4 separate regions of the Homo sapiens genome follow, and all the other regions are linked to region 2. A link is an interaction called in ENCODE POLR2A ChIA-PET data of the cell type or tissue named here. Cell type or tissue: Panc1. All regions are shown on one strand. Links, peaks and the distances in the headings refer to the core of each region. The heading gives the core; the rest is flanking DNA.

The links. Peaks named below come from ENCODE experiments on the same cell type or tissue, not always from the same donor. Only the 100,000 strongest peaks of a DNase experiment are listed, where the experiment ranks them.
Region 1: POLR2A ChIA-PET joins it to region 2 with 7 read pairs; 4 of 35 experiments call an interaction of 5 or more read pairs at or near these places.
Region 3: POLR2A ChIA-PET joins it to region 2 with 5 read pairs; 3 of 35 experiments call an interaction of 5 or more read pairs at or near these places.
Region 4: POLR2A ChIA-PET joins it to region 2 with 9 read pairs; 6 of 35 experiments call an interaction of 5 or more read pairs at or near these places.

What each region holds. Positions count from the first base shown.
Region 1 is chr19:53,804,906-53,812,400 of GRCh38, reverse strand. It overlaps NLRP12 (NLR family pyrin domain containing 12), which reads left to right. Exons shown (of 10, transcript NM_144687.4): 3 at 1,113-2,814; 4 at 4,736-4,906; 5 at 6,951-7,121. Among named protein-coding and RNA genes, the nearest start is that of NLRP12, 16 kb to the left of the region's middle. In Panc1, for the core only: CTCF peaks have their summits at 2,706 (motif pointing left) and 3,361; a DNase peak (open chromatin) is centred at 3,500.
Region 2 is chr19:53,942,854-53,950,348 of GRCh38, reverse strand. CACNG7 (calcium voltage-gated channel auxiliary subunit gamma 7) reads right to left here. Exons shown (of 6, transcript NM_031896.5): 6 at 6,399-7,495. Among named protein-coding and RNA genes, the nearest start is that of CACNG8, 16 kb to the left of the region's middle. In Panc1, for the core only: no CTCF peak of the experiment used is centred there; a DNase peak (open chromatin) is centred at 4,673; H3K4me3 peaks cover 385 bases.
Region 3 is chr19:53,838,024-53,845,518 of GRCh38, reverse strand. No RefSeq gene overlaps it. Among named protein-coding and RNA genes, the nearest start is that of NLRP12, 17 kb to the right of the region's middle. RefSeq lists enhancers at 4,425-5,192, 5,193-5,962. In Panc1, for the core only: a CTCF peak has its summit at 3,247 (motif pointing left); DNase peaks (open chromatin) are centred at 3,128 and 4,400; H3K4me3 peaks cover 482 bases; H3K27ac peaks cover 2,932 bases.
Region 4 is chr19:53,884,736-53,891,242 of GRCh38, reverse strand. PRKCG (protein kinase C gamma) reads right to left here. Exons shown (of 18, transcript NM_002739.5): 4 at 1,494-1,605; 5 at 1,226-1,357. Among named protein-coding and RNA genes, the nearest start is that of PRKCG, 5.8 kb to the right of the region's middle. In Panc1, for the core only: no CTCF peak of the experiment used is centred there; no DNase peak of the experiment used is centred there; H3K4me3 peaks cover 1,057 bases.

The DNA.
Region 1 (7,495 bases), core at 1,565-5,564, 140 kb after region 2:
CACGCTGTCGCCCAGGCTGGAGTGCAGTGGGGCGATCTCTTACAGGTGTGAGCCACTGCACTTAGCCCAGGGACTGCATTTCTAACAAGATTGCTGCATGATATGTATGCGTCTTAAAGTTGGAGAAGCACAGCCAGGCATGGTGGTTCATGCCTGTAATCTCAGCATTTTGCGGGGCTCAGGCAGGAGGATTGTTTGAGGCTAGTAGTTGTAGACCAGCCTGGATAACACAGCAAGACCCTGTCTGTACTGAAAAAAAAAAAAAGTTTGAGAAGCACTGCTCCCAAGTTTTCTGTGCCCCCTTTGTTTTCTCTTTCTTTTGTTTTTATAGAGACAGGGTCTCACTATGTTGCTCCGGCTGGTCTCAAACTCCTGAGTTCAGGCGATCCTCCCACCTGGACCTCCCAAAGTGCTGGGATTACAGGCGTGAGCCACCGCACCTGGCTTGTGCCCCCTTTGAAAAAAGGCAGATTCATGTCTGCACTATCTGGTAATGTACCCGTTCTATAAATCCTTTGCTGAAAGTCACTTTGTGGGGCTGGACACAGTGGCTCATGCCTCTAATCCTAGCACTTTGGAAGGCCGAGGTGGGCAGATCATGAGGTCAAGAGATCGAGACCATCCTGGCCAACATAGTGAAACCCCGTCTCTACTAAAAATACAAAAATTAGCCAGGCCTGGTGGCATGTGCCTGTAATCCCAGCTACTCGGGAGGCTGAGACTGGAGAATCACTTGAACCCAGGAGGTGGATGTTGCAGGGAGCACACCATTGCACTCCAAGCTGGGCAACAGAGCGAGACTCCATCTAAAAAAAAAAAAAATTAGCCAGTCTTATAACCTAGTCTCAAAACAAATAAATTATTTTAATTAAAAAAAATTTTTTTTTGAGATGGAGTCTGGCTCTGTTGCCCAGGCTAGAGTGCAGTGGTGCGATCTCAGCTCACTGCAACCTCCACCTCAGGGGTTCAAGTGATTCTCCCATCTCAGCCTCCTGAGTAGCTGGAACTACAGGCACACACCTTCTTTGAGCCACATGAGGAGCGCTTTACCTCGTGAACTCATTAGAGGCTGCTGATGAGTCTTCCACAAAACCTTCATTCCTCTCCCCTAGATCCCCAGGAAACCTACAGGGACTATGTCCGCAGGAAATTCCGGCTCATGGAAGACCGCAATGCGCGCCTAGGGGAATGTGTCAACCTCAGCCACCGGTACACCCGGCTCCTGCTGGTGAAGGAGCACTCAAACCCCATGCAGGTCCAGCAGCAGCTTCTGGACACAGGCCGGGGACACGCGAGGACCGTGGGACACCAGGCTAGCCCCATCAAGATAGAGACCCTCTTTGAGCCAGACGAGGAGCGCCCCGAGCCACCGCGCACCGTGGTCATGCAAGGCGCGGCAGGGATAGGCAAGTCCATGCTGGCACACAAGGTGATGCTGGACTGGGCGGACGGGAAGCTCTTCCAAGGCAGATTTGATTATCTCTTCTACATCAACTGCAGGGAGATGAACCAGAGTGCCACGGAATGCAGCATGCAAGACCTCATCTTCAGCTGCTGGCCTGAGCCCAGCGCGCCTCTCCAGGAGCTCATCCGAGTTCCCGAGCGCCTCCTTTTCATCATCGACGGCTTCGATGAGCTCAAGCCTTCTTTCCACGATCCTCAGGGACCCTGGTGCCTCTGCTGGGAGGAGAAACGGCCCACGGAGCTGCTTCTTAACAGCTTAATTCGGAAGAAGCTGCTCCCTGAGCTATCTTTGCTCATCACCACACGGCCCACGGCTTTGGAGAAGCTCCACCGTCTGCTGGAGCACCCCAGGCATGTGGAGATCCTGGGCTTCTCTGAGGCAGAAAGGAAGGAATACTTCTACAAGTATTTCCACAATGCAGAGCAGGCGGGCCAAGTCTTCAATTACGTGAGGGACAACGAGCCTCTCTTCACCATGTGCTTCGTCCCCCTGGTGTGCTGGGTGGTGTGTACCTGCCTCCAGCAGCAGCTGGAGGGTGGGGGGCTGTTGAGACAGACGTCCAGGACCACCACTGCAGTGTACATGCTCTACCTGCTGAGTCTGATGCAACCCAAGCCGGGGGCCCCGCGCCTCCAGCCCCCACCCAACCAGAGAGGGTTGTGCTCCTTGGCGGCAGATGGGCTCTGGAATCAGAAAATCCTATTTGAGGAGCAGGACCTCCGGAAGCACGGCCTAGACGGGGAAGACGTCTCTGCCTTCCTCAACATGAACATCTTCCAGAAGGACATCAACTGTGAGAGGTACTACAGCTTCATCCACTTGAGTTTCCAGGAATTCTTTGCAGCTATGTACTATATCCTGGACGAGGGGGAGGGCGGGGCAGGCCCAGACCAGGACGTGACCAGGCTGTTGACCGAGTACGCGTTTTCTGAAAGGAGCTTCCTGGCACTCACCAGCCGCTTCCTGTTTGGACTCCTGAACGAGGAGACCAGGAGCCACCTGGAGAAGAGTCTCTGCTGGAAGGTCTCGCCGCACATCAAGATGGACCTGTTGCAGTGGATCCAAAGCAAAGCTCAGAGCGACGGCTCCACCCTGCAGCAGGGCTCCTTGGAGTTCTTCAGCTGCTTGTACGAGATCCAGGAGGAGGAGTTTATCCAGCAGGCCCTGAGCCACTTCCAGGTGATCGTGGTCAGCAACATTGCCTCCAAGATGGAGCACATGGTCTCCTCGTTCTGTCTGAAGCGCTGCAGGAGCGCCCAGGTGCTGCACTTGTATGGCGCCACCTACAGCGCGGACGGGGAAGACCGCGCGAGGTGCTCCGCAGGAGCGCACACGCTGTTGGTGCAGCTGTAAGTATCCCTGGGGTATCCCCTGGGGCTGCTTAGGTTCGTGTGTTTTTTTTTTTTTTTTTTTTTTTTGCTCTGTTGCCTAGGCTGGAGTACACTGGCGTGACCTCAGCTCACTGCAACCTCCGCCTCCCGGGTTCAAGAGATTCTCCTGCTTCAGCCTCCCAAGTAGCTGGGACTACAGGTGCACGCCACCACGCCCACCTAATTTTTGTATTTTTAGTAGAGACAGGGTTTCACCATGTTGGCCAGGGTGGTCTCGATCTCTTGACCTCGTGATCTGCCCGCCTTGGCCTCCCAAAGTGCTGGGATTACAGGCATGAGCCACTGCACCCGGCCCACGATTTTTTTTTTTTTTTTTTTTTAAACTAAGTCTCTCTTGGTCTCCTAGGCTGGTGTGCAGTGGCGCAATCTTGGCTCACTGCAGCCTCTGCCTCCCGGGTTCAAGCGATTCTCCTGCCTCAGCCTCCTGAGTAGCTGGGATTACAGGTGCCCATCACCATGCCAGGATAATTTTTGTATTTTTAGTGGAGATGGGGTTTCGCTGTGTTAGCCAGGCTGGTCTTGAACTCCTGACCTCAAGTGATCCACCCACCTTGGCCTTGAGGTTCATGCTCTTAACCAGTGCCTCTCAGCTGGGGGTGATTTTGCTCTGACATTTGGCGATGTTTGGAGACACGTTTTTGGTGGTCACAACTGGGAAGCAAATAATACTACTGACATCTAGTGGATAAAGGCCGGGAATGCTGCAAACATCCTACAGTACACAGGACAGTCCCTCTGGCCCCAAAGTGTCAATAGTGCCACAAAGACTAAACAACACCCATTGGGACTAAATTGAGGTCGATGTCTGGGAGAATTTATTCAATCAACAAATATTACTAAGTCCCTTTTTCTTGAGAGAGTGTGGCTCTGTCACCAAGGCTGGAGTGCAGGGGCACAATCTCAGCTCACTGCAACCTCCACCTTGCGTGTCTCAGCCTCCTGAGCAGCTGGGACCACAGGAGTGTGCCACCACACCCAGCTAATTTTTGTATTTTTTTAGTAGAGATGGGGTGTCACCATGTTGGCCAGGCTGGTCTCAAACTCTCGGCCTCAGCCTCCCAAAGTGCTGGGATTATAGGTGTGAGCCACCACACCCAGCCTCTATATCCCTTTTATCGGTGGACCCAACAATCTTCTGTAGACAGAAGACTGTGTGAATAAGCCAATGGTCCCAAGAGAGCACGCATCCTAATGAGAACGGAGACAGATAATAAAGAGGGAAACAAGTAAACCAACTATCAATGATTAGGAGCGTCAGATAGAGCCAGGTGCAGCCTGGACAACATGATGAGATCCCCATCTCTAAAAATATAAAATAAATTAGCTGGTCATGATGGTGCACACCTGTAGCCCCAGCTTCTCAGTAGGCTGAGGTGGGAGGATTGCTTAAGCCTGGGAGGTCAAGCCTACAGTGAGCCATGATCTCACCATGCACTCCAGCCTAGACAACAGGGCAAGGCCCTCTAAAAAAAAAAATGAAAAGATAGCATGCTTTGGCCGGATGTGGTGGCTCACGCCTGTAATCCCAGCACTTCAGGAGGTTGAGGCGGGCAGATCACCTGAGGTCAGGAGTACGAGATCAGCCTGGCCAACACGGTGAAACCCCATCTCTACTAAAAATACAAAATTAACTGGGCGTGGTGGCTCATGCCTGTAATCCCAGCTACTCTGGAGGCTGAGGCAGGAGAATCGCTTGAACCCAGGAGGCGGAGGTTGTGGTGAGCTGAGATTGCGCCATTGCACTCCAGCCTGGGCAACAAGAGCGAAACTCCGTCTCAAAAAAGGATAGCATGCTTCATAAACGGTGAAATGACATGCAAAGGCCATAGTTGTCAAGCACCAGTAACACCAGAGAGTGGCCTGTCTTTCCTTCAAGCAGACCAGAGAGGACCGTTCTGCTGGACGCCTACAGTGAACATCTGGCAGCGGCCCTGTGCACCAATCCAAACCTGATAGAGCTGTCTCTGTACCGAAATGCCCTGGGCAGCCGGGGGGTGAAGCTGCTCTGTCAAGGACTCAGACACCCCAACTGCAAACTTCAGAACCTGAGGTGAGTGCAGGCTGGTCTGGGCGTTTCAGGTGGTCCCCACCGTGGCCTCTCATGGGGATCAGTCACAAAGGTTCTATCACGGGATGGTGTATTCGTTGGCTACGGCTGCCATAAAAAAGTGTCACAAAGCCAGGTGCCGTGGCTCACGTCTGTAATCCCAGTATGTTGACAGGTGAAGGCGGGCAGATCACTTGAGGTCAGGAGTTTGAGACCAGCCTGGCCAACATGGCAAAATGCCATCTCTACAAAAAATACAAAAATCAGGAGGGTGTGGTGGCGGGCGCCTGTAATCCCAGCTGCTTGGGAGGCTGAGGCAGGAGAATCGCTTGAACCTGGGAGGCGGAGGTTGCAGTGAGCCGGGATTGTGCCACTGCACTCCAGCCTGGGTGATACGGTGAGACTCCATCTCAGGGGGGAAAAAAGTGCCAAAGACTGGGTGGCTTCACCACATAAATCTATTTTCTCAAGGCAGGTGGGGGGCTGCTGGAAGTCCAAGACAAGGAGTGGGCAGGTTAAGTTCTTCTGAGGCCTCTGTCCTGGGCCTGCAGATCACTGCCTTCTGTCTTCACATGGTCATCCTGCTGTGTGGGTCTCCAAATTTTTTTCTTTTTTTTACTTTTTTTTTTTTTAAATTTTTGAGACACTGATATGCTCTGTCACCCAGGCTGGAGTGCAGTGGCACAATCATGGCTCACTGCAGCCCCAAACTCCTGGACTCAAGCGATCCTCTTGCTCCAGCATCACGAGTAGCTGGGAAAACAAGCATGTGCAACCACACCCGGCTAATTTCTTTTTTTTTTTTTTTTTTTTTTTTTGAGACGGAGTCTTGCTTTGTCACCAGGCTGGAGTGCAGTAGCGTGATCTCGGCTCACTGCAACCTCTGCCTCCTGGGTTCAAGCGATTCTCCTGCCTCGGCCTCCTGAGTAGCTGGGACTACAGGCAGGTGCCACCATGCCCAGCTAATTTTTTGTATTTTTAGTAGAGACGGGGTTTCACCATATTAGCCAGGATGGTCTCAATCTCTAACCTCGTGATCCACCCACCTCGGCCTCCCAAAGTGCTGGGATTACAGACTGAGCCACCGTGCCCAGCCACACCAGGCTAATTTTTGTATGTTTTGGAGAGATGGGGTTTCACCATGCTGCCCATACTGGTCTCAAACTTCTGGCCTCAAGTGATCCTCCTTCCTCAGCCTCCCTAACTGTTGAGATTACAGGTGTGAGCCACTGTGCCTAGCCAAATTTTTTTCATATGTTATTTTTTGAGATAGTATTGCTCTGTAGCCTGGGCTGGAGTGCAGTGACATGATCTCGACTCACTGCAACCTCCGCCTCCTGAGTTCAAGCAATTCTCCTGCCTCAGCCTCCTGATTAGCTGGGATTACAGGGGTGCATCACCACACCCAGCTAATTTTTGTGTTTATAGTAGAAATGGGGTTTCACTGTGTTGGCCAGGCTGGTCATAAACTCCTGACCTCAGGTGATCCACCCACCTCGGCCTCCCAAAGTGCTGAGATTACAGGCTTGAGCCACCGCACATGGCCTTGAATTTCTTTAAGGGCAACCTTTGTGAATGTATTTGACTACAAAGCATCAAAACATTTTATATTGTTCTTGTTGCTTTTCTTGACAGGTAAAATTTATCATATATAACATGATATTTTGAAATAAATATATTGGCCAGGTATGATGGCTCACGCCTGTAATTCCAGCACTTTGGGAGGCCCAGATGGGGAGGATCACTTGACCCAGGAGTTCAAGACCAGCCTGGCCAACATGGTGAAACCCCATCTCTACTAAAAATACCAAAATGAGCCAGGCATGGTGGCACACGTCTGTAAGCCCAGCTACTCAGGAGGCCAAGGCAGGAGGATTGCTTCAACCCAGGAGGCAGAGGTTGTGGTAAGCCAAAATCATGCCACTGCTCTCCAGCCTGGGTGACAGAGCGACTCTGTCTCAGAAAAAAAAAAAAAAGCAAAAGAAAATAATCCACAAAACTGGAGCAAAAGAAATGACCAGCTCCTTTCTCCTCTTTTCCACCCCAGGCTGAAGAGGTGCCGCATCTCCAGCTCAGCCTGCGAGGACCTCTCTGCAGCTCTCATAGCCAATAAGAATTTGACAAGGATGGATCTCAGTGGCAACGGCGTTGGATTCCCAGGCATGATGCTGCTTTGCGAGGGCCTGCGGCATCCCCAGTGCAGGCTGCAGATGATTCAGTGAGTCTCTATCCCCGGGAGCAACTTCTTAAGCTCATTGTCTCCTGGGGCATGAAATATCACAAAATGCTGGTAATCCCCAAATCTCCACCTTTAAATCAGGGCTGGCCCTTAACCCCATGACCTAAGACCCTGGCCCTGGACTCTAGGCACTTTGGAAGACCTGCTTCTGCCCTCCTCTGACTCCACACTCAATTCTACATGATGAAGAGTCCCTGGGGCCATCCCCCACCTCTTCTTTTTTTCTCCCGAGACGGGGTCTTGCTATGTTGCCCAAGTTGGGGTGCAGTGGCACAATCTCGGCTCACTGCAACCCCCACTTCCTGCGTTCAAGTGATTCTCCTGCCTCAGGCTCCCAAGTAGCTGGGATTACA
Region 2 (7,495 bases), core at 2,970-6,969:
CATGTTGGTCAGGCTGTTCTCGAACTCCTGACCTCATGATCCACCTGATTTGGCCTCCCAAAGTGCTGGGATTACAGGCGTAAGCCACTGCGCCCAGCCGCAAAAGAAATATCTTCATAAAGATATTTCTATTTATTGATTTCTAGATAAAAGTCTGGCACAGGCTTTCTCAATCACTGTCGCACCAGTCACATCGGAGACCAGATGATTCTTTGCCATGGGTGGCCTTCCTGCACATTTCAGGGTCTATTCCAGAACTTGCTAGGTTCCCGTAGCACCTCACTCCCCCCAGCCCTGAGTTGTGACATCCAAAAATATCTCTGGACAGCCGGGCGCGGTGGCTCACGCTTGTAATCCCAGCACTCTGGGAGGCCGAGGCAGGCGGATCACGAGGTCAGGAGATCGAGACCATCCTGGATAACATGGTGATACCCCGTCTCTACTAAAAATACAAAAAATTAGCCGGGCGTGGTGGCGGGCGCCTGTAGTCCCAGCTACTCGGGAGGCTGAGGCAGGAGAATGGCGTGAACCCGGGAGGCAGAGTTTGCAGTGAGCCGAGACTGAGCCACTGAACTCCAGCCTGGGCGACAGAGCAAGATTCCGTCTCAAAACAAAAAACAAACAAACAAAAAAAAGCAAAAACAAAAATATCTCTGGACATTGCCAAATGCAACCTGGGGGCAACATGACTTCCAGTTGAGAGCCACTGTCCTAAAGGAAGAAAGTGGGAACAGTCACTCTCTCTGGGAAATGAGGCTGGAATTGAGAAGAGTGAAGAGAAAGCTACTTTCTTTTTTCTTCTCTTTTTCTTTTTCTTTTTTTTTTTTTTTTTTTTTTTTTGAGACGGAGTTTCACTCTTGTTGCTGAGGCTGAATCTCGGCTCACTGTAACCTCTGCCTCCCGGGGTTCAAGCAATTCTCCTGCCTCAGCCTCCCAAGTAGCTGGGATCAGAGGCATGTGCCACCACGCCCGGCTAATTTTGTATTTTTAGTAGAGACTATGTCATGGGATTTCACTAGGTTGGCCAGGCTGGTCTCAAACTCCTTACCTCAAGTGATCCACCCGCCTTGGCCCCCCAAAGTGCTGGGATTACAGACGTGAGTCACCATGCCCAGCCAAAAGCTACTTTCTTTATACCCTTCTCTGATGCTGAAACTTTTAAATCATGACTGAGTATTACATTTCAGGGCCAGGCACGGTGCCTCACTCCTGTAACCCCAGCACTTTGGGAGGCCAAAGCGGGCAGATCACCTGAGGTCAGGGGTTTGAGACCAGCCTGGCCAACATGGTGAAACCCCATCTCTACTAAAAATACAAAAAATCAGCCGGGCGTGGTAGCACATGCCTGTAATCCCAGCTACTTGGGAAGCTGAGACAAGAGAATCACTTGAACCTGGGAGGCGGAGGTTGCAGTGAGCAGAGATCGTGCCATTGCACTCTAGCCTGGGTGACAAAAGTGAAACTCCGTCTCAAATAAATTAATCAATTTATTATAGAAATAGAAAAAAATTTAAAATAGAAAAAAATTAAAAATTAAGAATAATAAATAAATAAATAAATTCGTAATTAAAATGAGTTTATTGTTCACATAAATTACCTCTCTGCAATGGACCACTACATAGTCATTAGAGGAATTAGGTAAATCTTACTAACTCTGTGACATACAGCATTAGCATTGAAACCTTTGAATGCAGGATCCCTCCGTACACTTAACTGTAGAGAGCTGGTGGCTCACACTTGTAGTCCCAACACTTCGGGAGACCGAGGTGAGAGGATCATTTGAGGCCGTGAGTTTGAGACTCCATCTTTACAAAAAAAAATTAAAATACTAGCTGGGCATGGTGGTGCTCACCTGTAGTATTTGCTACTCAGGAGGCTGAGATGGGAGGATTGCTTGAACCTGGGAGTTCAAGGTTGCAATGAGCTATGATAACCCCACTGCACTTCAGCTTGGGCAACAGAGCAAGATCTTGTCTCTAAAAATAAAATTAAAAAAAAAGAAAATTGTAGGGGACCCCAAAGAGCTTTTCAAATTTGTGCTATGTCTATCGATATTTTGCATATTTGCAATTCAAACTGAGAAGAAAATCTAAAATATGTATTTAAGTAAAATAATCAGCTTATTGTATATTTACATAAGCAACTTACTTTAATAAAAATAACTAGTTTCCAAAATTAAAAAATTATATAATGGTATTGGTTTATATTTTTTAAAATAGATTTAACGTTTGACTCAACAGAAGAAAGTCAGTCTCATATCTGCTTCTGTGTTCAGTCGTGTTCTTACTTCCTGTGAAGCCTCCAGACTCTATACACTCATGAGAGAATAAGAATGAAAAAAAGGAAAATATCTTAGTATTACGATAAAAATGCCTTTGACCTTGTGGACTTCCTAAATGAGTCTCAGGGATGTTCCAGCTCCCCAGGACACATTTTGAAAAGCACTGGTATGTGGTATTGTCCTGTAAACCAGTGTGGTCTAAGGGGGGCAGTATAGGGTAGGGTGGAAGCATTTAGCTAGACCCTGATGCAGGCTTGGGAGCTCAGGGAAGGCTTCCTGGTGGAAGGAGCATGTAAGTTGAATCTCAAGAGTGGACAGAACCCGGTGTGGTGGCTGATGCCGGCAATCTCAGCACTTCGGGAGGCTCAGGTCAGCGGATTGCTTGAGCTCAGGAGTTTGAGACCAGCCTGGGCAACATGATGAGACCCCTTCTCTACCAAAAATACAAAAAAAAAAAAAAAAATAGCCAGGTCTGGTGGTGCTTGCCTGTGGTCTCAGCTACCGGGGAGGCTGAGGTGGGAGGATGGCTTGAGCCTGGGAAGTCAAGGCTGCAGTGAACCAAGATTGTGCCACTGCACTCCAGCCTGGGTGACAGAGCAAGACCCTGTCTCAGAAAGAAAAAAAGAGTGGATAGAGGTTTTGCCATATGGCTGAGAGATGGAAGGGGATTCCTCGGAAGGAAACCCTCAGAACAGCAAGGAGCTGGGAATGGTAGGGAAGACAACTTCAGTCTGCAGGAGGCAGCAGTGGGGACGGCATATGTTGAGACTTGTGCTCTTGGCAAAAGGACATAGGTGAGGAGCTTAGATTTACTTCTAAGGGCAATAGGGAGATATAGGTCATTGATAAACAGATGGAACCAGGTGGCTTCAATATACACAGAGGGCCAGGCATGGTGGCCCACACCTGTAATTCCAGCACATTGGGAGGCCAAGGAGGGCAGATCACCTGAGGTCAGGAGTTTGAGACCAGCCTGGCCAACATGGCGAAACCCTGTCTCTACTAAAAATACAAAATTAGCTGGGAGTGGTGGCGTGTACCTGTAATCCCAGCTACTCTGGGGGCTGAGGCAGGAGAATCGCTTGAACCCAGGACTTGGAGGTTTCAGTGAGCCGAGATCATGCCACTGCTCTCCAGCCTGGGCAACAGAGCGAGATTCGTTTAAAAAAAAAAAGCCGGGCACAGTAGCTCACGCCTGTAATCCCAGCACTTTGGGAGGCCGAGGCAGGTGGATTGCCTGAGCTCAGGAGTTCACAGCCAGCCTGGGCAACACGGTGAAACCCCGCCTCTACTAAAATACAAAAAATTAGCCAGGCGTGGCGGTGTGTGCCTGTAGTCCTAGGTATTCGGGAGGCTGAGGCAGGAGAATTGCTTGAACCCAGAAGGCAGAGGTTGCAGTGAGTCAAGATGGCACCACTGCACTCCAGCCTGGACAACAGAGCAAGACTCCATCTCAAAAAAAAAAAAAAAAAAAAAAAATATATATATATATAGAGAGAGAGAGAGAGAGAGATAAATAGATGGAACCAGGTGGCTTCAATATACACAGAGGGCCAGGCATGGTGGCCCACAACTGTAATTCCAACACTTTGGGAGGCCAAGGAGGGCAGTATATATACACACACACACACACAAAGGTATACAGCTTAGCGGATAAGTATTGTCGACACAAGAGACTCCCAGGATTCAAATTTTAGCTTGACCGCTTACTAGCTGTGTGACCAGGAGAAAGCTAATTACCCTCTCTGTGTCTCAGGATCTCATTTATAAAGTGAGAATGATACTAAGAGTACTAAACCTCCTGAGGTTACAGAATGTAAAAGGCTTAGGACTGAAACACAAAGTGGCTGGCATGTAAGCACTCAATAAATTACGCAATTAATTTATGCAAACAATTGTTATTAAGCAGCCTTGGAAAACAGTAGAGTTATATAACATACTAAATGAGCCCCATGCATTCTCATTTGAAACTGGAAGGCCCAGAACTATGTGCATTACATGATAAATGTATAAAATAAAAATATGTATACCACATACTCATCTGTATGTGGATTTAAACACATGCATATATGCTTGAATATGCATAGAGTATTCCTGAAATTATACATTGAAAACTAATAATGCCTCAGGAAGAGGAGGATTTCAGAATGTTAGGACATCCTGACTTACTTTGGATAAATAAAGGTGGAACTTTTCACAGCATTTCTTTAAAACAAATCAAAAAACTCACCAATCTCGAACTGTGGGATTACATTCCATTTTCAAAGTTTAATAAACAAAAGAACTAGCTTGATTTTTTAAAAGAACACAACCCTTAGGATTTTAGGTTGTTAACTTCCCCATAGTGTTAGCAAGTATCTAGCATTTGCGTCACCACAGCCCATCCTGCAGGCAAGGCAGACAGCACCAATTGAGCAGCACGGCAGACAGCACCAATCAATGGCAACACTCTTTCCCACTGAGCAGATGTTCAGAATCCTTCTAACACCGGGCTCCAAGCAGCCCGTACGAATCACTTAGTTTTGACAACGAAGCTGAAACATGATTTGCCATCCCGAATCTCAAGCATGACCTCCAGAAATTGGTGAAATTATTGAAAATGACTTAGAATATTTCCCTCCGGGAGTCCAGTCCTGCTGATTCAGAACTCTTTCCTGCTAACTTACCCCCACCAACCTCCCTATTCCAGAGGGATTTGGAATCCTTCTAAACCAACCAGTGCCCTCGGTATTTTTTTATTTTTTTATAGAAAAAGAAACTGAAGCCCCAGAGATTCAAAGATTTGCTCAAGGTCACAGAATGAGTTTGCACCAAATCCATAGTAGTAAATTATAGCAGCTAAGAGTGTGGGCTCTGAGGTCAGACAGGCTGGGCATGAATTCTCCTCCGCATCTTACCAGCTGGGTGGCCTCACTTCCCTGAGCCTCGGTTTCTTCATCTATAAAATGGGGCTAATTGGGATGCCTGATTCACAGGATGGTTGGAAGGATTCAATGAGCTAATAAATCAAAAGTGCCTAGTGCAGGCTGGGTAGGGTGGCTCATGCCTGTAATTCTAGCACTTTCGGAGGCCGAGGCAGGAGGATCCCTTGAGCCCAGGAGCTCAAGACCAACCTGGGCAACACAGGGATACCCTGTCTCTATTTTTTTTTAAAAAAGTGCTTAGTGCGGTGTCTGATACCCTAATGATGACCTGATAAATGTGTCTTGGTTGTTAACAGTTGTGACTGTAACAGCAAAAGTTATTCTGATGGATCCTTAAGAGGCCAAATCTAGACAAGGCAAAGAAGGGAAGATCTGGCACGGTGTTTCCTTTACAATACGCTGCAAAAATAAGCTTATCAAACATTTAGGCTGTTCTCAGTCTCTCAGTATAGTGGGTGAGACTGCAGATTGTGGCACCCACTTTCCGAGCCTGCCTCCTTCACCTGCAAAAATGGGGTGATAATTCCTACATACAGGGTTGCTGTGAATGTCTAATGAGATCATGTAAGGAAGGAAGGCGTCTGGCTCAGGGTAGGTGTGCAGTAAATGGTAGCAGTCATTTCTTAACAGAGGGACTGAGCCAAGCATTGGGAAAACCCACCACTGCCTAGTGCAAGGGGGAGGAAGCCTGAGCTTCAGAACCAGATAAACTTGGTTTTATTATTATTTTGAGATGGAGTCTCACTCTGTCGCCCAGGCTGGCGTGCAGTGCACTCGGCTCACTGCAGCCTCCGCCTCCCAAGTTCAAGCGATTCTCTGCTTCAGCCTCCCGAATAGCTGGGATTACAGGCGTGAGCCACCGTGGCCAGCTAATTTTTTTGTGTTTTTAGTAGAGACAGGGTTTCGCCATGTTGGCTGGGCTGGTCTCGAACTCCTGACCTCAAGTGATCCCCCCAGCTTGACCTCCCAAAGTGCTGGGATTACAAGCGTGAGTCACCGCACCAGGCCTAAACTTGGCTTTAGCAAATGGCTCTGCCAACTTCCACCTGTGTGATCTTGGATACGTCACTTCACCTCTCTGGACCTATCTGCAAAATGAGGCCAATAAATTGACCGTGCAGGCTTGGGGGAAAAGTTAAAAGAAGCAATGAATGTCGAAGGAAGCCGAGTCATAGTAACAGTACTCTACGTGGTCATAATAATACCAGGAGAAAGCGTTTATTGATCCTGACCAGTATCATTTACGGTCCTGCATGCTTTACACGGACTGAAGTATAAAGCGCTGCCGTTGATAATGATGATGATTAAGTCATTTAACAACGACCCATCTAACGTCATTCTGCAGTACTTTAGGCCTGCAACCCTAGAAGCAGAGACCCAGACTAAGCCCCCTCTATCCAATCCCTTCCCTCCGGGCAGGCGGAGACGTGTTTGAAATAAAGTTTATTGAAGTTTCTGTCGATATTTACATATGATACACGGTAAATAACAGAGCCAGGCCCCCCACCCCACCCTGTCCCCACCCCAGTGCCCCCCTCCCCCCAGCCTCGTTAAAAATCGCTGCGTAAAGTCAGGTTAACTGCGGCGGGTCCCCCCTCCCCCCTCCCACCTAAGATGCAAACTAAAAGCCCCCGTCCCTCCCCTGCCCCCCTCCCCCCACCCCGGGGGCCATTCTGGTTCCGTGTACAGCACTGTGCTACCTCGCCCCTCTTTCCCTAATAAGGGGGGGTGGGCGAGTTCCTGGTGACCTCCTCTCCCCCCAAAATCTGTCCAACGGGGCGGACGGGCCCTTGAAAGAGGCCAGAGTTGGGGTTCTGAGGGGGGAAGAGGGACGTCAATGAGGAGGAGAGCCAGAAAATGGAAGACTTAGAGGTTTGGGGGGGGTGTCGACCCCCGCTACTGCCCCTCCCTCCCTCGACGGGGCCTCGAGGGGGGAGAGGCGGGCACAGGTGCGGAGATGGCGTGGGGGAATTCCCTCCACCCTAGGGTCCCCATTCTGGCCGTCTGGTGTGCGCCTAGGGCGGGATGCACCCAAGGGCTTGGGACGAACGGGTGAAGGGAGGAAAGGAGAGAAAGAGTTAAAGGAGGAGGAAGACGAAAAAGAAGCCAAGGATAGCTGAGAAAGCAAGAAGATCCTTTAGACAAGAGCCCCCTAAAAGGCAGGTAACCTTCAGGAAGCAGAAAAGAGCCCAGCCGGTGAGAAAGAATGGGACCTTCCAGGGAAGTAGGGGAGATGGGGAGGGAAGGGCCAGGTTAACCGTACCCGTGGCTTCCAGCCCCCTTCCCTACG
Region 3 (7,495 bases), core at 1,264-5,263, 100 kb after region 2:
AATCCCAGCACTTTGGGAGGCCGAGGCGGGGCGGATCACCTGAGGTCAGGAGTTCGAGACCAGCCTGGCCAACATGGCGAAACCCCATCTCTACTAAAAATACAAAAATTAGCTGGGCGTGGTGGTGGGCGCCTGTAATCCCAGCTACTCAGGAGTCTGAGGCAGAAGAATCTCTTGAACCCGGGAGGTGGAGGTTGCAGTGAGCCGAGATCGCACCATTGCACTCCAGCCCAGGCGTCAGGGCAAGACTCCATCTCAAATAAAGAAGAAGAAAATGAAACTTTATATTGATAACCTGGATTTGCCTCATTCTTCAGTTTCTTAACTCCATGTGTATTTGGGGGCTGCTTTGCACATAGGGCCCTTTCACAGGAGGGGAAGGCTTGTTACACAGCAAAAGGTATTGGGCGCACTCCTGCGCAGGTTTCCTCTCCGCTCTGCTTCCCCTTTGTGGACCGAAACTGATGACAATACACACCTCGTGGGTTGTTGAGTGATTACGTAACTTAATGCATGTAAAGGGCTCAGATCATTGCCTGACACACAGTACGTGGTGCTCAGTAAATGTTGGTTGTTGTGGTTATATGCAATTATTCCAAAATCTGAAAAATCAGAAATCCGAAACGCTTCTGGCCCCAAGCATTTTGGATAAAGGATACTCAACTCTTATTTATATACTAAAATACTATTTACTTCATCCTTTCCTTAAAATACATATATTTCAGCCTGGGCAACATAGTAAGACCCCGTCTCTACAAAAAGATACAAAGATTAGTTGGGCATAGTGGTGTGCACCTGTAATTCCAGCCAGCTGGGGGGTTGAAGTGGGAGGATTGCTTGAACCTGGAAGGTTGAGGCTGCAGTGAACTGTGATCTTGCCACTGCCCTCCAGCCTGGACAACAGAGCAAGACCCTGTCTCAAAAACAAATAAATAAAAAACAAAAACCATATGTTTGCTTAAATTAAAAAAAAACACAAAAAACAAAACTTCGGCTGGGCACGGTGGCTCACACCTGTAATCCCAGCACTTTGGGAGGCCAAGGTGGGCAGATCACGAGGTCAGGAGATCGAGACCATCCTGAGTAACATGGTGAAACCCCGTCTCTTTTAACACACACACACACACACACACACACACACACACACACACACACACAAAAGCCAGGCGTGGTGGCGGGCACCTGTAGTCCCAGCTACTCGGGAGGCTGAGGCAAGAGAATGGTGTGAACCCAGGAGGCGGAGCTTGCAGTGACCCGAGATCATGCCACTGCACTCCAGCCTGGGTGACACAGCAAGACTCGGTCTCAAAAAAAACAAAACAAAACAAAACAAAAACCTTCAAGCAGCTATGACATAAGTGAGCACAGGTTTACTCATTAGTCTTTGTGTACGTATCAAAGAAAAACGTGAGCAAATATTTACATACCAAGTGTCCTGAAATTAGGATCAACTATATATTTATTCCATAACTTGTCATTGTAGAAGACATTATTTTTGTAGCATTTAGAGACTCATTTGAATAATTCAAATGATTATGAACTTGCAACCTGGAAACCATGACAGTTATGGACAGCTATGTTTTCTAGAATCTTTTTTTTTGTGTAAAATTCCCGATTAAACGGTGTAAATTATGTTTGCAAAAAGAAGGTGAATTTGCTGAACAAACGTATGATAATTAGCCATGGCTGTGACTTTGCCGATAGTTTTTGTTTTGTTTTGTTTTGTTTTGAGATGGAATCTCACTCTGTCACCCAGGCTGGAGTGCAGTGGCATGATCTGCAAGCTCACTGCAAGCTCTGCCTCCTAGGCTAATTTTTTGTATTTTTAGTGGAGACCGGGTTTCACTGTGTTAGCCAGGATGGTCTCGATCTCCTGACCTCGTGATCCGCCCATCTCAGCCTCCCAAAGTGCTGGGATTACAGGTATGAGCCACCACACCCGGCCTTTGCCGATAGAGTTTTAAGTATCTCAACCTGCACGGAAGACTGCATAGATTATTTTAGAATCTGGAACAAATAAAAAGTCATTCCTCTTTGCAAAGTTATTCTGTGCATAAAATAAATAAATGACTCTAACAGATTAAGTCTAGAACAGTGGTTCTCAACGGAGGGCAATTTTGCCTCTTGTTTTAAGATGTAGGGTCTTTTGGGGGGTGGGGTTGTATGTTTGTTTGTTTTTTGAGACAGGGTCTAGCTCTGTCACCCAGGCTGGAGTACAGTGGCGCAATCTTTGCTCACTGCAACCTCTACCTCCCGGGTTCAAGCGATTCTCCTGCCTTGGCCTCCTGTATAGCTGGGATTACAGGCGCCTGCCACCACACCCGGCGAATTTTTGTATTTTTAGTAGAGCCGGGGTTTCACTATGTTGGCCAGACTGGTCTCGAACTCCTGACGTCAGGTGATACTCCTGCCTCGGCCTCCCAGAGTGCTGGGATTACAGGCGTGAGCCACTGCGCCTGGCAAAACGTAAGCTTTATTATTCAGTTATTGTGAGGCCAACAGATCAGGAGACAGTTGCCATTGATAAGACAGTTTGTGGCTGGACACGGTGGCTTTTGCCTGTAATCCCAGCACTTTAGGAGGCAGAGGCAGGTGGATCACCTGAGGTCAGCGGTTCGAGACCAGCCTGGCCAACATGGTGAAACCGCGTCTCTACTAAAAATACAAAAATCAGCTGGGCGCGGTGGCAGGTGCCTATAATCCCAGCTACTCGGGAGGCTGAGGCAGGAGAATCGCTGGAACCCGGGAGGCAGACGTTGCGGTGAGCCCAGATTTCGCCACTACACTCCAGCCTGGGCGACAGAGCGAGACTTTGTCTCAAAAAGGTAAGTAAATTAAATAAATAATAGAAAACATCTCTGCTATTTTTGTCAGAGTTGAATCACCCAAGTAGAATTACTGTAAGAATATTCATGCGTGAGACCATATTAATTTCTAAAACTGCCGGTTGACCTTCTGAACTGGCTTTACCCTCTGCTGGTCATCACTGGCTTTAACAAAGAAGAGGTTTTTTTCCCCCTAAGGGAACAATGGCATTCCTTTAACTTGCATTTCTTACTGATTTGTTATCAGAACTTGGCACTTGGCTGCGTGTCAATTTATGGCATTGTTCACTGAGACTATTCCTATTAAGTTTTACTTCCTCAGTTGACTCCGTGGTGAGTCATTACAAAGTTTAAAGGGAACGCGATTAGGTTTACTTCCCCTCGAACAGCCTGTCTTCTGCTCGCCCACCTGTGTCTCAGCGCCCTCTACTGGTGCCTAAAATCCTATCATAATTTAGTCCACAGGAAATAAAACAAAATCCTCTGCAGTCCCAGGCCAGCCCTAGCCGGGCCCTCCGAAACAGAGGTCAGAGGTCAGTCTAGAAAACTCAGAAAGGGGCGCTTTTCATTGTTCCATATGAAAATCATTCCAATTTTGATTTTCACCATCCACGGAAGCCTCAATTTAAAAAAAAAAGTATCTTGCATGAATTGACTGCTGGGCAATCAGTCCTAAGATTGAAATTGTTTGTGATTTTCAGTTACCGGTTAATGACTAGACAATTAGGCAGAAAGAAATCACTTGCCCAGGCCGGGTGCGGTGGCTCACGCCTGTAATCCCAGCACTTTGGGAGGCCGAGGAGGGCGGATCAGCTGAGGTTGGGAGTTCAAGACCAACCTGGCCAACATGGTGAAACCCCGTCTCTACTAAAAATACAAAAAAATTAGCCAGGCATGGTGGCGGGCGCCTGTAATCCCAGCTACTCGGGAGGCTGAAGCAGGAGAATTGCTTGAACCCGGGAGGCAGAGGTTGCAGTGAGCTGAGATCATGCCACTGCACTCCAGTCTGGGCAACAGAGCAAGACTAGGTCTTAAAAACAAAAAGAGAGAGAAAATAAATCACATGCGCCAGGCAGAGCTGTGTAACCCAAGCCTCAATTTGCTCAGGTGTAAAAGATGCATTCCACCTTCCAAGAATGTTCATTAATTTTCTTAAGTACAGGCATATGTGGAGCCCAAGGTCGTTACAGCTAACTCTGGTCCCCTTAGTTTTATATACTTTGACCAGTAGGAGTGTTCCTAAAACTAGCTAGATAGGAGAGTTGTTTTATAGAAATTATATCTCTTCTTGGCAATAAAACTAGGGTACCTTCTATCTGAAGCCTGAATTGAAAACGTAATACCAATTTGGACCAAGCACAGTTGCTCACGCCTGTAATCTCAGCACTTTGGGAGGCCAAGGAGGGAGGATTGCTTGAGCCCGGGAGTTTGAGACCAGCCTGGGCAACATAGTGAAACCTCATCTCTACTAAAAATTAAAAAAAGAAATTAGCCAGATGTGCTGGTACGTGCCTGAAACCCCAGCTACTCAGGAGACTGAGGCAGGAGGATGGCTGGAGCCCAGGAGTTTTGAGGTTTCAGTGAGTCATGATTGCACCACTGTACTCCAGCCTGGGTGACAGAGTGAGATCATGTCTCAAAAAAAAAAAAAAAAACAACTAAGAATAAAAAAAATAAAAACGCAAAACATGGTACCATTTTAGTTTTTCTTTCTTGTTTTTTTTTTTTTTTTTTTTGAGATGTTGTCTTGCTCTGTCGTCCAGGCTGGAGTGCAATGGCACAATCTCGGCTCCCTGCAACCTCTGCCTCCCAGGTTAAAGGGATTCTCCTGCCTCATCCTCCCGAGTAGCTAGGATTGCAGGCATGCACCACCAAGCCCAGCTGATTTTTGTATTTTTAGTAGAGACGGGGTTTCACCATGTTGGCCAGGCTGGGCTCGAACTCCTGACCTCAGGTGATCTGCCCAACTCGGCCTCTCAAAGTGCTGGGATTAGAGGCTTGAGCCACCGCTCCCGGCCTGTTCTGGACTTTTTAAAAGCATTTTAATTAATTTAAAGTATTAATTTAGGCCAGGCACGGTGGTTTACGCCTGTAATCCCAGCACTTTGGAAGGCTGAGGCGGGCGGATCACCTGAGGTCAGGAGTTCGAGACCAGCCTGACCAGCATGGCAAAACCCCATCTCTACTAAAAATGCACAACAAATTAGCCAGGCATGGTGACGCACACCTGTAATCCCAGCTACTCAGAAGGCTGAGGCAGGAGAATCGCTAGATTCCGGGAGGCAGAGATTGCAGTGAGCCAACATCGCGCCACTGCACTCCAGCCTGGGCGACAGAACAAGACTCCATCTCAAAAAAAAATAAAAATAAAAAAAGAATTAATTTAAAAACAACAAGAACAAAAGAATGAAAAGTAATTCGTGAATAACCTTTTCATATTGATTGCATGAAATAATAATGTTTTGGATATAGTGGGTTAAATAAAATACATTAACTTTATTTGTATTGATTTATATAATTTTTTTTTTTTTTCAGACAGAGTCTCACTCTGTCGGTCAGGCTGGAGTGCAGTGGCACGATCTCGGCTCACTACAACCTCCGTCTCCTGGGCTTAAGTAATCCTCCTGCCTCAGCCTCCCGAGTAGCTGGGATTACAGGCACCCACCACCACGCCGGGCTAATTTTTGTATTTTTAATAGAGACAGGGTTTCACCATGTTGGCCAGGCTGGTCTCAAACTCCTGACCTCAGGTAATCTGCCCGTCTCGGCCTCCCAAAGTGCTGGAATTACAGGCGTGAGCCACCGCACCCGGCCTTAATTTTTTTTTTTTTTTAAACAGAGTTTTACTCTTGTTGCCCAGGCTCGAGTGCAATGGCGCGATCTCGGCTCACCACTCCCTCTGCCTCCCAGGTTGAAGTGATTCTCCTGCCTCAGCCTTCCTAGTAGCTGGGATTACAGGCATGCGCCACCACACCCAGCTAATTTTGTATTTTCAGTAGAGACGGGGTTTCTCCATGCTGGTCAGGCTGGTCTCAAACTCCTGACCTCAGGTAATCCGCCTACCTCGGCCTCCCAAAGTGCTGGGATTACAGGCGTGAGCATGAAGGGGTGGGTTGCCCCTCCACACCTGTGGGTGTTTCTCGTTAGGTGGAACAAGAGACTTGGAAAAGAAAAAGACACAGAGACAAAGTATAGAGAAAGAAATAAGGGGGCCCAGGGGACCAGCGTTCAGCATACGGAGGATCCCCCGGCCTCTGAGTTCCCTTAGTATTTATTGATCATTTTGGGGTGTTTCTCAGAGAGGGGGATGTGGCAGGGTCATAGGATAATAGTGGAGAGAAGGTCAGCAGATAAACACGTTAACAAAGGTCTCTGTATCACAGACAAGGTAAAGAATTAAGTGCTGTGCTTTAGATATGCATACACATAAACATCTCAATGCCTTACGGAGCAGTATTGCTGCCCGCATGTCCCACCTCCAGCCCTAAGGCGGTTTTCCCCTATCTCAGTAGATGGAACATACAATCAGGTTTTACACCGAGACATTCCATTGCCCAGGGACGGGCAGGAGACGGATGCCTTCCTCTTGTCTCAACAGCAAAGAGGCATGCCTTCCTCTTTTACTAATCCTCCTCAGCACAGACCCTTTACGGGTGTCGGGCTGGGAGACGGTCAGGTCTTTCCCTTCCCATGAGGCCATATTTCAGACTATCACATGGGGAGAAACCTTGGACAATACCTGGCTTTCCTAGGCAGAGGTCCCTGCGGCCTTCCGCAGTGTTTGTGTCCCTGGGTACTTGAGATTAGGGAGTGGTGATGACTCTTAAGGAGCATGCTGCCTTCAAGCGTCTGTTTAACAAAGCACATCCTGCACCGCCCTTAATCCATTTAACCCTGAGTGGACACAGCACATGTTTCAGAGAGCATGGGGTTGGGGGTAAGGGCATAGATTAACAGCATCTCAAGGCAGAAGAATTTGTCTTAGTACAGAACAAAATGGAGTCTCCTATGTCTACTTCGTTCTATACAGATACAGTAACAATCCGATCTCTCTTGCTTTTCCCCACAGAGCCACCATGCCTGGCCCTTATTTTTTATTTCAATAGAGTCTTAGGGAGCAAGTGGTGTTTGGTTACATTAATAAGTTATTTAGTGGTGTTTTCTGAGATTTTGGTGCATCCATCACCCGAGCAGGGCACGCTATGCCAAATGTGTACTCTTTTATCCATCACCCCTACTCCCACCTTTTCCCCAAGTCCCCAGAGTTCAATGTATCATTCTTATGCCTTTGCGACCTCATAGCTTAGCTCCCACTTATGAGTAACAACATGTGATGTTTGGTTTTCTATTCCTGAGTTACTTCACTGAAAATAATAGCCTCGGATTCCACCCAGGTTGCTGTGAATGCCATTATTTTGTTCCTCTTTATGGCTGAATAGTATTCCATGGCATATATATATATATATATACCACATTTTCTTTATCCACTCGTTGATTGATGGGCATTTGGGCTGGTTCCATATTTTTGCAATTACAAATTGTGGCAATGAACATGTGTGTGCAAGTATCTTTTCTGTATAATGACTTCTTTTCCGCTGGGTAGACACCCAGGAGTGGGATTGCTGCATCAAATGGTAGGTCTATTTTGATTTTATTTTATTTATTTACTT
Region 4 (6,507 bases), core at 1-4,000, 56 kb after region 2:
TTACCTCTCCAGAACCCAGAAGACAGGGCATAGAGCCCTTTCCGCAACCAGTGACCCTGAAATCAGATCCAGAGCCCTTCTCTCCATTAGGAACCAGAGTTTGGACCCTGGCCATGTCACCAGTACTGAACCACAGCCTCCCTCAGAACCAGGTACTCTCCCTTCTCAAGATCCTTATACCCAGAAAGCCATTGCCGGGCACGGTCCTCACCCCTGTAATCCCAGCACTTTGGGAGGCGGAGGCGGGCGGATCACCTGAGGTCAGGAGTTCCAGACCAGCCTGGCTAGCATGGTGAAACCCTGTCTCTACTAAAAATACAAAAATGAGCTGGGTGCAGTGTCATGCACCTGTAGTCCCAGCTACTCAGGAGGCTGAAGCAGGAGAATCGCTTGAACCTGAGAGGCGGAGGTTGCAGTGAGCTGAGATCATGCTACTGCACTCCAGCCTGGGCAACAGAGCGAGATCTTGTCTCAAAAAAAAAAAAAAAAAAAAATTAGCCGGATGTGGTGGCAGGCGCCTGTAATTCCAGCTACTCGGGAGGCTGAGGCAGGAGAATCCCTTGAACCCCGGAGGCAGAGATTGCAGTGAGCCAAGATTGCACCACTGCACTCCAGCCTGGGTGACAGAGCAAGACTCCATCTCAAAAAAATAAACATAAAATAAAAACAAAAAAGAAAGCCATTGGCCAGGCGCGGTGGCTCACGCCTGTTAATCCCAGCACTTTGGGAGGCCGAGTCGAGGGGATCACCTGGGGTCAGGAGTTCGAGACCAGCCTGGCTAACATGGTGAAACCCCGTTTGTACTAAAAATACAAAAAATTAGCCGGGCTTGGTGACACGCGCCTGTAATCCCAGCTACTCGGGAGGCTGAGGCAGGAGAATCACTTGAACCCGGGAGGCGGAAGTTGCAGTGAGCCGAGATCGCGCCATTGCACTCCAGCTTGAGCAACAAGAGCGAAACTCCGTCCCAAAAAAAAAAAGAAAGTCAAAGTCATTAACAGGTGCAGAAAGTTGCAAGAAGCCAGGTTGGAGGCGGGGCTTCGAGCCAAAAGGGGTATGGCTGGGTGTGCTCGGCCTTTGGGGTGGGGTCAGGAGTGTGGGCGTGACCATAGAAAGAGGCGTGGCCCCATCTTTGGGGTAGGGCTGGGCCAGCACAAGTGCCTTGGGTCAGCCCCGCCTCACACTTGGGGAGGGGGCGGGGCCAGGCGAGGGGGCGGGGCCTCACCAGTTACGTGGATCTCATCTGCTGTGGGAGCCCGGATCTCCAGCTGCAGGCGCCCGCGGCGCTCGGTGTGGTCCACACCGCACAGGGAGGGCACGCTACGCACACAGCGCCGGTGCACGTTCATCTCGCAGCCTGGAGGGGAAAGCTGCGGGTAGCACCTCAGGCCCCGCCCCCAAGCCAAGACTCCACCCCCCACCCCATCCCGGGCATTTCCCGGAACCCAGACCGGGCGCTTTGGAAGGGCCCTGGCAAGGCCCAGGTCACTCACAGGAGCATTTCATGCCCTGGTGCACAAGCCCGTAGAGGAGGGAGCCACAGTGGTCGCAGAAGGTGGGGCTGCTGTAGCTATGCAGGCGGAACTTGTGTTTGTTCCGGGGGTCCTGGGGGCAGAGAAGACTGGCTTAGGGGGCGTTGGGAGGGTCCTAAAACCCCAGGGGAGGGGCCCTTTTATCTTTTCCTCCTGCCTTGCTCTCTAGGTCAGCCTGAGGCTCCATCTCTTTCACTCTATGTACCAATAATCATTGAGCACCTGCTGTGTGCCAGGGACTGTTCTTGGTGTGGGGACCCAGCATTAAACAAATGAAAAAAAAAAACCTCTTTGTCACATGGAGTTTACTTCCTAATGGAGGGATACAGAATGTAAACATGGTAAATAAATAAAACATATAGTTTGATGGTTGGTAATGGGTGCTCTGGAGAAAAAATGAGGCAGGGATGGGGACCACCAGAAGTTGGGGGATTGAAATTTTAAATACGGTGGTCCTGGCTGGGTGCGGTGGCTCATGCCTGTAATCCCAGCACTTTGGGAGGCCGAGGTGGGCGGATTGCCTTGAGCTCAGGAGTTCCGGACCAGGCTAGGCAACATGGCAAAACTCTGTCTCTACTAAAAATACAAAAATTAGCCGGACATGGTGGTGCATGCCTGTAATCCCAGCTACTCAGGAGGCTGAGGCATGAGAATTGCTTGAATCCAGGAGGCCGAGGTTGCAGTGAGCCAAGATTGTGCCACTGCACTCCAGCCTGGATGACAGAGCAAGATTCTGTCTCAAACAACAACAACAACAACAAAACTGTGTGCAGGGGGAGTGGCAGGGGGGCCTCGCTGACCAAATGATATCTGGGCAGAACATGAAGGAGGCAGGAGCTTCCAACCTCCCATAGTTCCCATCCCCCCAACTCCCACAAGTTATTATTTGAGGACTTGTGGGCCACCCTGAACCCCAGCTCCTTCACTGGCAGCTTCTGTCAGTGTCCATATGGTATGCCTTCTCTGAGCTCCAGGTGGAATGGAGAACATGACCTCTCAGTTATAATAGGAACCCAGGAGGCCTAAATAAAATAATTGGTGTACAAAACATAGCTGTGCCTACCACGTTAGATGCTCCCAATACTATTACTGTGGTTATTGTTAGGGATTTTATTGAAGTCCCTACATAGCCCTGAATGTAAGTAAGAGCTAGGCCGCTTCTCAGCTGTGTGATTTGGGGCAAGTTCATTCCCAGTTTTGAGCCTCAGCATCCTCCTCTGTCAAGTGGAAATAAATAATCTATATTTTGAAGCAATGCTAAATTTCCAGAGTCCATTAAGCAAGAATGCAGGTCATCAGTGAAGCTTCTCCTTCTCCCCTGCCACCCACTACCCCCGGGACAATATCTGCTTGTTAAATAACTTGATTCTAAGAATCCATTAAAAGGATTATCACAGGGTGAACATTTAGGCCATTCTTGGATTTTCATCTATGTTAGTGGGGTTTCTAGTTTGAATATATATTTGGGTAGAGGAGGGTGTTGGCAGTTTCCAGGATCCTTTTCAATGTGCTGGGCTTCTAAATATCTCCGCTGACCCTAACTCAAAGGGTTCCTGCCGCACTAAATAAGATGCTGTGTGTGAAGGTTCTCAGCAGGCTGCCTGACACACAAACCATCCACAGACAGAGGCTGCTGTTCTTATTCTCAAAAGTGAACGTCGCTGTTAAAAAGGAGACAGCACGGAGGCTGTGGTTACATACATCAGAGTTCAAATCTTGCCTCTATCCCCTACCCAGCTAGGTGGCCTCACCACGCCTGCCCCTTTTCAAAGCCTCAGATTTACCGCTTGAAAAGTGGGGGCATGTGCCCTCCCTGGGGACTAAATGAAATCATTCTTGCCAAATCTTGATCCATGTTACTTTTTTTTTTTTTTTTTTTTTGAGATGGAGTCTCACTCTGTCGCCCAGGCTAGAGTGCAGTGGTGTGATCTCGGCTCACTGCAACCTCTGCCTCCGGGGTTCAAGCGATACTCCTGCCTCAGCCTCCCGAGTAGCTGGGACTACAGGCGCGTGCCACCGTGCCTGGCTAATTTTTTGTATTTTTAGTAGAGACGGGGTTTCACCGCGTTAGCCAGGATGGTTTGGATCTCCTGACCTCGTGATCCGCTTGCCTCAGCCTCCCAAAGAGCTGGGATTACAGGCATGAGCCACCATGCCTGGTCAAGGCATGTTACCTTTTTTTTTTTTTTTTTTTTTTTTTTTTTTTTTTTTTTGAGACAGAGTTTTGTTCTTGCTGCCCAGGCTGGAGTGCAATGGCGCAATCTTGGCTCACTGCAACCTCCGCCTCCTGGGTTCAAGTGATTCTCCTGCCTCAGCCTCCTGAGTAGCTGGGATTACAGGCGTGTGCCACCACGCCCAGCTAATTTTGTATTCTTAGTAGACACGTGGCTTCTCCATGTTGGTCAGGCTGGTCTCGAACTCCCAACCTCAGGTGATCCACCCGCCTCGGTCTCCCAAAGTGTTGGGATTACAGGCGTGAGCCACTGTGCCTGGCCTGCATGTTACTTTTAAGAAGATCAACTGCCAGCAGTGAATCACTTGAGCCCCGGAGGTCAAGACTGCAGTGAGCAGTGATAGCACTATTGCACTCCAGCCTGGGCAACAGAGTGAGACCCTGTCTCAACAGCAAAAAAAAACAAAAACAAAAAAACCCCCGAGTGATGCAGAGGAAAGATCTCCTTCTCACTATTCACTCGTTTCCTCATTGGTCATAATAATAATTTTAACAAGAATAAAAAATAATATTTTGGCTCTTGCTATGTGTCAGAAACCATCCCAAATGTCTGACTCACTAAATCTTCAAAACAATCCATAGTGAGCATAATTATCATCTCCACTTTACAAACAAGGAATTCAACAAGTGCAGAGAGGTAAATTAACTCAGGAAATGTCACAGAACCAAAAAGTGGTGGAGCTGGGATTCAAACCAGATAGACAGGGAAAAATAACCAAATAAGCTGTTGTGTGGATCCAACCTATACTGTATACAAAATACTTGAGGCCAGGTGCAGTGGCTCACGCCTGTAATCCCATCATTTTGGGAGGCTGAGGCAGGAGAATCGAGTGAGACCAGGAGTTGAAGACCAGCCTGGGCAATATAGTGAGTGAGACTCCATCTCTACAAAAACATTTTTTTTTAATTAGCTAGGTGTTGTGGCTTGTGCCTATAGTCCCAGCTACTTGAGAAGCTGGGGCAGGAGGAGCACTTGAGCCTGGAGAATTCAAGGCTGCAGTGAGCTATGATCCCATCACTGTACTCCAGTCTAGGTGACAGAGTGGGACCCTGTCTCAAAAAACCCCAAAAATCGGCTGGGTGCGGTGGCTCACGCCTGTAATCCCAGCACTTTGGGAGGCCGAGGTGGGTGGATCACGTGAGGTCAGGAGCAAGACCAGCTTGGCCAGCATGATGAAACCCTGTCTACTAAAAATATAAAAATTAGCCGGCCATGGTGGCTCATGCCTGTTCTAGTCCCAGCTACTCGGGAGGCTGAGGCATGAGAATCGCTTGAACCTGGGAGGTAGAGGTTGCAGTGAACCAAGATTGCACCAGTGCACTCCAGCCTGGGTGACAGAGTGAAACTCCATCTAAAAAATACCCCAAAATCAAACAAAACAACAAAAACAAAAAAAAATCTTTTTTTTTTTTTCCAAGACAAAGTCTTGCTCTGTCACCCAGGCTGGAGTGCAGTGGCGTGATCTTGGCTCACTGCAACCTCTGCCGCTCAGGTTCAAGCAATTCTGCCTCAGCCTCCCGAGTAGCTGGGATTACAGGCAAAAAACAAAAAAAAAAATCTTGATGAGTGTACCCAATGAGCACTGGATGCATCAGACTTATCTGGTGTTGGTGGCGGAGGTGAGTGGACGAGGGGGGTCATCAATCACATACACGTGCTGGTAGACAGTGGTGCTCAATATATGTTCTATGAAGTCACATCTTCTATGTAGACTTCTGTTATTTTCAGCTGAGAGGGTGGTAAAACGCCTCATGGACTTCTGTGGATCTCTCTCTCTCTGCCTCTCTCTCCATCTGTACATCATAAAACTGTCTCCGATCTTGTGTCAAACCCTGGGCGAAACTCTGAACCCACCTGACTTCAAAACAAGCCTGGAAGTGTCCAGATGTGTGCTGTCCCATTTGGTGGCCACTAACTACATGTGGCTGTTTAAATTTAAGTCAGTTCTGCCGGGCGCGGTGGCTCACGCCTGTAATCCCAACACTTTGGGAGGCCGAGGCGGGTGGATCACAAGGTCAGGAGTTCGAGACCAGCCTGGCCAACATGGTGAAACCCCATCTCTACTAAAAATACAAAAAAAATTAGCGGGGTGTGGTGGCATGCGCCTGTAGTCCCAGCTACTCAGGAGGCTGAGGTAGAAGAATTGCTTGAACCTGGGAAACGGAAGTTGCATTGAGCTGAGACTGCGCCACTGCACTCCAGCTTGGGCAACAGAGCGCGACTCCGTCTCAAAAAATAAAAATAAAAAAAAAAAATTTAAGCCAATTCAAATGACACGAAATGGAATTTCTAATCCTCAGCCACAGTCGCCCTGTTTCAAGTGCTCACTGGCTACATGGAGCTGGTGGCTGCCTATTGGACAGTGCATGTACAGAATGCTTCCGTCACTGTAAACAGTTCTGTTGGTCAATGCTAGATCATCAGCCCCATTTTATAGAGGAGGAAACTGAGGCTCAGAGATAAAGCAGAAAAGGGAACGGGAATGGGCACTCAGGGTTGACTGGTCTTGTGAGCCTCTGATGGAGAGAGAGGGGGTGGGGAGAGGCTGTGTGTCTCTGCGTGCTGCACATCTGTGATGACAGGGGCATCTGTACATGCACGCACATGTGTGCAAGTGTACTGTGGGACTTCCCTGGGTCTCCTCTCAGCATCTCCTAAGCTGTTGTCTGTATCCACCATTTTCTATTTTAGTCTCTTTCTCCAGGTGTCTGTGTCTCCGTCTCTTGGAGTTTCTCTGTCCA